Regions from separate parts of the Homo sapiens genome. Here region 1 is linked to region 2. Evidence: chromatin loops called from intact Hi-C (ENCODE). Cell type or tissue: MCF 10A. All regions are shown on one strand. Each heading gives the region's core, and the rest is flanking DNA. Links, peaks and the distances in the headings are about the cores only. Region 1 has its middle 99 kb from the start of LINC02511. Region 2 has its middle 150 kb from the start of LINC02511.

The links. Peaks named below come from ENCODE experiments on the same cell type or tissue, not always from the same donor. Only the 100,000 strongest peaks of a DNase experiment are listed, where the experiment ranks them.
Region 1: it touches region 2 in a loop (3.0-fold over the local background); 1 of 110 quality-filtered maps calls a loop at or near these places.

What each region holds. Positions count from the first base shown.
Region 1 is chr4:137,310,085-137,314,502 of GRCh38, reverse strand. No RefSeq gene overlaps it. Among named protein-coding and RNA genes, the nearest start is that of LINC02511, 99 kb to the right of the region's middle. In MCF 10A, for the core only: no CTCF peak of the experiment used is centred there; a DNase peak (open chromatin) is centred at 2,042.
Region 2 is chr4:137,365,334-137,369,751 of GRCh38, reverse strand. No RefSeq gene overlaps it. Among named protein-coding and RNA genes, the nearest start is that of LINC02511, 150 kb to the right of the region's middle. In MCF 10A, for the core only: no CTCF peak of the experiment used is centred there; a DNase peak (open chromatin) is centred at 1,941.

The DNA.
Region 1 (4,418 bases), core at 202-4,201, 55 kb after region 2:
CAGAGAAATTGAAACATATGTTCACATAAAAACCTGTGCACAAATGTTCATAGCAGCTCTATTCAATATAGACCAAAATGGGCTCTTTACAGCTTTTGCCTATACTGAATGAAGACGGAGTCCAGGTGTCCTTTAATAGATGAATGTTTGAAATATTGTAGTAACTATATTCCATATACTACTTATCAATGAAAAGGAGGAAAGTGTTATTCATTCGATCATTTGGATTAATCTCTAGGAAGTTATACTGAGGAAAAAATCCTAAAATAATAATATTATATGATTTTATTTATGTAACATTTAAAAAATGTTATTTTAGAATTTTGGAAGTAGAAAAATGATTAGTGGTTTCTTAGGGGTGAAGGATTGGTTAGAGGATCTGAGGAAACGGTTATGGTTACAAAAGAGCAACATGAGGGATACATTTAGTGATGAAAGTCTTCTGTGCTAGTGGATACATGAACCTATGAGAGTCCAACATTGTATACAGCTAAATACACCCAGGAGAGACAAATACAGATACAACTGGAAAATTTGGTGGATGGGTGGGTTTTATCAATATCTTGGTTATAATATACTACAGTTTTGAAACATGTTATAGTTTGGGGTAACTGGGAATGCTGTACATAGATTCTATCTTAAAACTGTATATGAATCTAATGATCTCTATAAAAATTTGAATTAAATTATTGTTTCTAAGTATGTGTATGTAGGGGTGGGTTTGTGTTTATGTTTGTGTGTTCACATATATTGAAGGTGGGTGTCCCAATCCAAGTTCATTATGTCTCCCCAGATTGCTTCCCCTTCTGGGATAGTATCTCAGGATATTTTAGTGGTTAAATCATGGCATGACTTGGAGCCAACAAATCTGGCTTTGAGTGCTGATTCTGCTATTTACTAGTTTTTACTTTGATAAGGTGTCTTTAGTCTCTTCAATTTTCAATTTCCCCATCAGAAAAATGCTGTGTTTGTGTTTTTTAATAGAAAATAATCACCTTTGTAAATTATTTAGCTGACTTCTTTGCATATATTATTTGTTTATCTGTATCTCCAACTAATGATATTAATTTTTCAAGATACCTTTCTTCCAGAATTTATCATGTTCTGAAATTTTTTATTTGCCTTTTATTAGTCTTCTAGTACTTAGTCTCTTGTGATTATTGTAGTTAAATGCATTAATTTTATTATACTTTGATTGTTGAAATAATCTCTTAAATATCTTCCACTTTTTGTTACCTGGCGCTGGATTACAAAAGTAATTTTTCTAAACATGAGTTAGATAATGACAATGTAATGTATTGAGTTATTTTATTTCAGTATGAAGTGGACATGTAGAACAGAATAAAGGACAAAGGCACAGGAAGGAAAGTCAGACTACCTGAGTACTCTCTGACCTTGGCAACTCCCATTAACTTTCTGAGCTTCAGCTTCATAATCTGAAAAATGAGTTTAATAACAATAACTACCTCTTAGGTTCACTGTGAACATGAAAAGAGATGATTCCTCTAAAGTGCTTCTAGGAGTGCCTAGAACCTAGTAATCAGCAAGGAAATGAATAACAAACGTTCACAATTGGAAAGGATAATAGAAGTTTGCGGAACACTGCAGAGAATGATACTGTTTAGGAAAAGAGACTGAGGAATCATAAGTAAGTGAACAATTGTTGGATATAATCATCTTATTTCATGTTATGCTGTTACCTGGAAAGAAATAGTAATTCTCCAACAAGATTCTTTTGATTACACAGAATTTAGACCCAATGATAATTTGTGCTAATATTATTTGCAACAGTGTATCACTTTCTTCATTTTGATAGATTACAGTATTAACCTGTCTGGTAACAGTGAATAAATTAATTGTTCTTCAGAGTCTCTTTCTGACCCACTGTCCTTTGAGTGTACATGAAAGGTTTTGACAACTTAAATATTATTTAAATTTTCTATAAGACGTTATTTCTCTGTTACGGTCATTTTACTCCCTCTATCCATCCAGGCGATATTTGGCAACATTTGGAAACATTTTTGTCTGTCAACCTCAGGGAATGTAATGAGCACTTACATACATGACTTCATTGCTGACTCACACAGAGATTTGGCTGTTGATTGCTTTATAAATATCAGGATTCATAATAATTGTTTTGAATTTAAGAATATAGCATGCTACTGTGAAGTTTTATGTGTACCTAAGGATATTGCAAATTTTAATAAATGGAGGAACCCCAAATTGTATTTCTTAAAAAATAAGAATAACTTGTTTTTAACTTGTATATATTAAAATTTAAATTTATATACAATTGTTTTTCCAATGGAAAGCTAAAGACCACAAGAGGGCAGGGATAATGATGTAAGATTTAATAAGTGTTTAAATTAATAAATTAAATTATAAAATATTAGTTGATTTGGGTTATGATGTATAGTGAGAATAACACTTCGATGGTATAAATAATAATAATTTTCTAAGAATTAAAAATACACAAATAAGACTCAAATAGAAAGAGCCATTGTAGAATCGGGTATTTGGATTTTCACTTTGAACCAATGAGATTATCAGCTACATTTTTTTCCATGTGTTTTTATTTGTGCATTTGGTAAAAATAAATTATAAATATATGAATGCTTGAAGCCTCTGAGAATATTTTAAATCTCCTGGGAAAAATGTACGCTGAGTTTGGGTGTGATAGACAGACCTTCAGGCAAATCGCATTGGTTTCCATCTCCTGGTGTCCATGCCTCTGTGTAAACCTTCCCCCTTGAATGGGTGTGAGACTAAAACTTTTAAAACTTATTTCTAACCAATAGAAATGAATATGCATATATATATCATATATACATGGCAAAAATGATAAGGTGATAGAAGGTCAGTTCTGTGATTACATTACCTTACATAAGGTAAGGTATGATGTATCGTGGCAAAATGAAATAGAGATTCACCTTTCTGGCCCAATGAAGTCAACAATCAGTTTGGGGGAGCCTATGTGGCAAGGAACTTCTGTTGGTTTTTAGGAACTGTGAGTGGTCTCTAGGACAGGAAAAACCCCTCGAGTTGATAGCCAGCAAAATGCTGGGACTCTCAGTCATGAAGCCATAAGGAAATGAATTCTGCTAAAAGAAAGAGCTTGGAAGTGGATTCTTCCCCAGTCAAGATTCCAAATGAAAAACATTCCCCCAACACCTCCACAGTAGCCTTACGAGACCCTGAGCAAAAGTACTCAGCTAAGCCATGCTCCTGACCACAGAAACTGCAAGATAATAAAATGTGTGTTGTTTTAAGCTGCTAATAAGCCTCTGGTAGTTTGTTGTGCAGCAACAGAAAATTAATACAGTGGGCTTTGGTTTTGCAGATCTATCTATCCTCTACTTATTGTGGGATTTTAGGTATACACTGCAAGGCATGAGCTTTTAAAATATATGTGAGGAGTTTTTCAAGTATAATGGTCTACTGCATCAGCCAGGCTTTCATCACAGTGAAATCAACAGAAAGTCTCAATATTTAAACAAAAGTGGGTTAATATGAATCTCACTTAAAAACAAGTGAAAATTAGTGTTTAGAACTCTGACTTGTACCTAATCCATTCTTTTTTTTTTTTTCTTTGCTCGGCTTTCTGTTTTTAATGAAAGAATGTAGTTCAGAAATTTTGAAAGACATTGTGTTATGCATTGGTATAAATTGGAGAAAAAATATTTTAGATGATTCAAGAGTGAATGAGTCATCAACAGATGGTTTCAGTTAAGCCTTTTCTCAAAACACATACTTACCAGGGGGTAAAACAACTAGTGCAGATGTCTGGTTTAAACAAATTTGTTCTTTTTGTTTGTTTTTTAAAATGTAACTCAGGTAAATATGAATGTTTTAATTTGGAATGGAATATGTTATAAAATATTATATCTGTCACATGTTATAACCACACCACAGAAAAGTAGGTGATTATATTCAAGGTATTAAATATTTAGAGCAGGTCAAAAAGTGGGAATATGTAAAATCATGTTTGCATGTTAAAGGACCCTAATATTTTCATACAAATCATAACCTAATAAAAATCCTGGCTATGATTATGAATGTTTTGTTTGAAAGAAAGAAAAGAAAGAGTGAGGTTACACACATTTTTGGCCAACTGATATGGTTTGGCTCTGTGTCCCCACCCAAATTTCATTTGGAATTGTAATCCCTTTGTGTCAAGGGAGGATCCTGGTGGGAGGTGATTAAATTATGGGAGTGGTTTCCCCCATTCTTTTCTCCTGATAGTGAGTGAGTCTCAGGAGATCTGATGGTTTTAAAAGTGGCAGTTTTTCTTGTGCATGCTCTCTCTCTCATCTGCCACCATGTAAGAAGTGCCTGCTTCCCCTTATGCCTTGATTGTAAGTTTCCTGAGGCCTCCCCAGCCATGCAGAACTGTGAGTCAGTTAAATCTCTTTCCTTTG
Region 2 (4,418 bases), core at 240-4,239:
TCATAGTTGACCGTGGTCAAAGAACTTTAACTCCCAAAGCTCTCAGCCTTTGTTTTGCCTCAGTGTTTATCCATGTATTCATTTACAAAACTTTTTATTAAGAGCCAATGTGAACAAGAAGGAAATTCTTTCTTTCTTTTATTATTATTTTTTTTTGAGACAGTGTCTTGCTCTATCACCCAGGCTGGAGTGCGGTGGCTCGATCTCTGCTCACTGCAACTTTCACCTCCTGGGTTGAAACAATTCCCCTGCCTCAGCCTCCTGAGTAACTGGGATTACAGGCATGCACCACCATGCCCGGCTAATTTTTTGTATTTTTAGTAGAGAAGCAGTTTCACCATATTGGTCAGGCTGGTCTTGAACTCCTGGCCTCAAGTGATCTGCCAGCCTCGGCCTGCCAAAGTGCTGGGATTATAGGTGTGAGCCACTGAGCCCGGCCTACAATGGAAATAATTTCTGCCCTTGTGAGATTTACAGTCTAGTAGGGGAGACATTAAACATGAAAACCAAAACATATATATCCATAACAAAATATATGCATGTTATGAGTTTGACTGTAATGGCTTAATCAACTAGGGATTTGTTTTCTCATATTAAAAAAGTTTTGTTGTGACAGATTCTAATTTCCAAAGATGGATATACCAATATATTCTATCTTAAATGTTCTTTCCATAATTGAGAGGTAGAGCTTATGCTGTTTCCTCTTGAATAAGGTGGGGTTCAACTATTACAAAAGTAACACTATGTAACTTCCATGTCTAAATTATAAAGGAAAGAAAGCTTTTGTCTGATCCTTTTAGGAGGCTTGATCTTAGAAAACAGCTGTCCTTCGGTACAGAATCCAAGCAGCCACATGGATTGGCCATGTGTAGGATTTCCAGCCCCAACCCCAGAACAAGCTGAAGACTCAGCCAATAGTTACCATCAACCTCTATTATTTTCCCGAATGAGTTTTCAAGTGATTCTAACACTGTTTTCAAATTTCCCTGACTGACACTGAGTGAAGCAGAAATGAACTCTCTCTGATGAACCCTGGCCAAACTGCAGATTTGTGAGTAAAATTAATGTTGTCATTCAAGTCACTAAGTTTTGGGTTTGTTTGAGCAGACTTTGATATCTGTAAGTGGGATTCTGGCAAATATATATATTTAACATATATAAAAAACATTTAATTTTATGTGTTTTATATAAAACATTTAATTTTATGTATTTGTGTGTATGGCTTTGCAAACAAGTGGCAAGCGGACAAAAGGAAGCTTGACAAATCTTGAAAGAAGAGGTAATAAAAGCCAAAAAGTAAGAGATTATTAATGAAGCCCGATGGCTCTCAAAAAAACTATCAATGAGAGATTTGAGAAAAGTAGATACTGGTGGCCGGAGGAAAGGGTACACTTGTTATGTGGTATTAGAAAGTTTAGAAACTTTGTCACTTGTAGTAACATGAAAAATAGGATATCTGTTTAATGATCTAGACCACCACTTATCTCAGATGTTTCCCAGGGAAGTTTTGAAGATGCTGCTTGCTTCTTCCTGTCTATAGTAAAATAAGAAAGGAACAAGTTATGCTAAACAGATTGTTAGGTACACATGAACTAGTATTTACTGAATTAAAAAAAATACTTTCTCATTTCCTGCTTATTTAGATATAGAAAAAGAGATGCTAAAATTAAGAAATGACTTCTGAGCAAATATCAAATCCAGGGTGATGTCCATGGTATAGAGAACCAGAACAACAGTAACAATCCAGAGTGTTTCCTCTTTCTGCTTTGCCGTCTTAAGCATGTGGATTTTCTGCTCATATTCACATAATGGCTGTTCCATCTGCACATATTGCATCTTATTCCACATAGGAGGGAGGATGCAGCCAAAGGGCTAAGGTTGCATAAGTTACCAGGATCTCTCTGTTTCAATTTCAAAATTACTAAATAGTGGTTAATAATGGTAACTATCTCATGAGTCATTTGTAAGAATTACATTTGTTTATAAGTATAAAGCATTTTGAATCATGCTAGAAATATGAGTGCCACAATAGTATCTGCTTAAACGGAGAGGAAACAAGCATAAGCATGTTCTTCTGATTGGTAAAGCAATACCTTTTGCAAAAGTCCTGATTTGCAGCATTATTTTTACCTCACTTTGGCCAAAATTGAGTCACATGGTTTTAATGGGGTACAATTCCACATTCAGGAGTATCAAAGCCTTAACAGCAAGGAAAAAGAAAAAAATGGACACTGGATGGGCAGCCATGGTTATGTCCTGAAAAACGTATTGAAAGCCCATGTGACCATATACTAGGAATTCTGAACCTAGCCTGAGGACCTACAATACATAATGTAAGCTAGAAATATTTAGCAAGAATTTATAATACATATTTGTGACATAATTTTTGATATTGATAGAGTACTTAGGAGTAATATTAGGGGATAACCATAATAAACTTTGAAGACTAAAGTAACAATGCATTTGCTCATTTAAGCCATTACGTGTGTATATAAACATTTTTTTCTTATACATACATTCACATATTTACAATTTCCAATGTTTGCATTCCTTCCTTTTTATCTGAGTTACACTCTGGTGTCATTTTTGTATCTTGTAGATATTCTTAAACATTTTTTTGTTGTACGATATCAACACTTCCTTTCAGATTTGGACTACCTAAAAATACATATTTTCATTTTGAAGGATAGTTTCAGTGATATGGCATTTTTAATTGACTTTTAAAACATATCGTAATATATTACTTGAATTATCTTTTAAGTATTCATTGCTTCTGCTGAGAAGTTAGCTATTAATTGCATTGCTAATATAATTATATAAAATGTTAGTTTTCTCTTGCTGTTTTCAAGATTTCCTTTTCTCATTTGGCTTTATGCAGTCTGACTATGCTGTGACATATATATATTTTATATATATATCACCTTATATATATATGTATATATTGCAAAGAGAATATAGAGAGCTCACATATACTCTCCTCTCCCCAGTTTCCCTTAAGATATTAAATTACTATGGTACATTTATTACAATATTTTAATATTGATACATTATTATTAACTAAAGTCAATGCAGTTGGTCCTTGGTAGCCATGTGTTCCACACATACAACCTACCAACCACAGATGAAAAATATTTGAAAAAAAGAAGAAATAACAATGTAATAATAATTCAAATTTAAAAATCAATGCAGTATAAAAATTATTTATATAGCACTTAGACTATATTAGACATAAGCAATCTAGAGATGATTTAAAGTACAGGCATACTTCAGAGATATTGCAAGGTTTAGCTCTAGACCACCACAATAAAGTGAATATTGCAGTAAAGAAAATCACAAGAATTTTTTGGTTTCCCAGTGCACATAAAAGTAAAGTTTACACTATGCTGTAGTCTATTAAGTGTGCAATAGCATTATGTCTAAACAATAATCTACATACTTTAGGTAAAGAATACGTTGTTGCTAACAAGCTCTAAGGCAGTTCTCTGCCTTTGCAGAGTCATAGTCTTTTTGCTAGTAGAAGGCCTTGCATCGATGTTGATGGCTGCTGCTAATAGGGTACTGACTGCAGAAGGTTGGGTAGCTGTGGCAATTTGTTAAACAATGAAGTTTGCTATAACGATTGGCCCTTCCTTCCACGAAAGATTTCTCTGTAGCATTCAATGCTGTTTGATAGCATTTTACCTACAGAACTTTCAAAATTGGAGTCGATCATCTCAGACTCTGCCACTGCTTTATCAATTGAGTTTATGTAATATTCTCTACATTCACTTACTTTTAAGCTATGTATGTGTTTATATTGAAAGTGGATTTCTTGTATACAACAGATTTGTGTCTTGTTTTTTAATACATTCTGACAACCTTTGTCTTTTCATTGATATATTTAGACCATTGACATTCAATGTGATTATTGATGTAATGGGATTAATATCTACCATATTTATTACAGTTTTCTATTTGTTATCCTTGTTCTTTGTTATTTTTGTCTTCTACTCCTTTCGTGCCTTTTACGGTTTTAATTGGGCATTTTATATGATTTTCTTTTCTCTCCTTTCTCAGCGTGTCACCTAGGTATATAATTTTTTACTTTTTTTAGTGGCTGCCCTAGAGTCTACAGTAGACATTTACAACTAATCTAAGACCACTTTCAGGTAACACTGTACCACTTCACAGGTAGCATGAGTACCTTAAAATAATAAGATAATCCTGATTCCTCCCTCCTTTCTCTTATATTGCTGTCATTCATTTCACTCATTTCACTTATTATGAACGACATTGCTGTCATTCATTTCACTTATATAGAAGTATAAATAAACATATATATGAAATAACAGCATACATAATTGAATACATTGTTGCTATTATTATTTTGAATAGACTATTATCTCTTAGATCAACTAAGCAAAAGAAAGAATTCTATT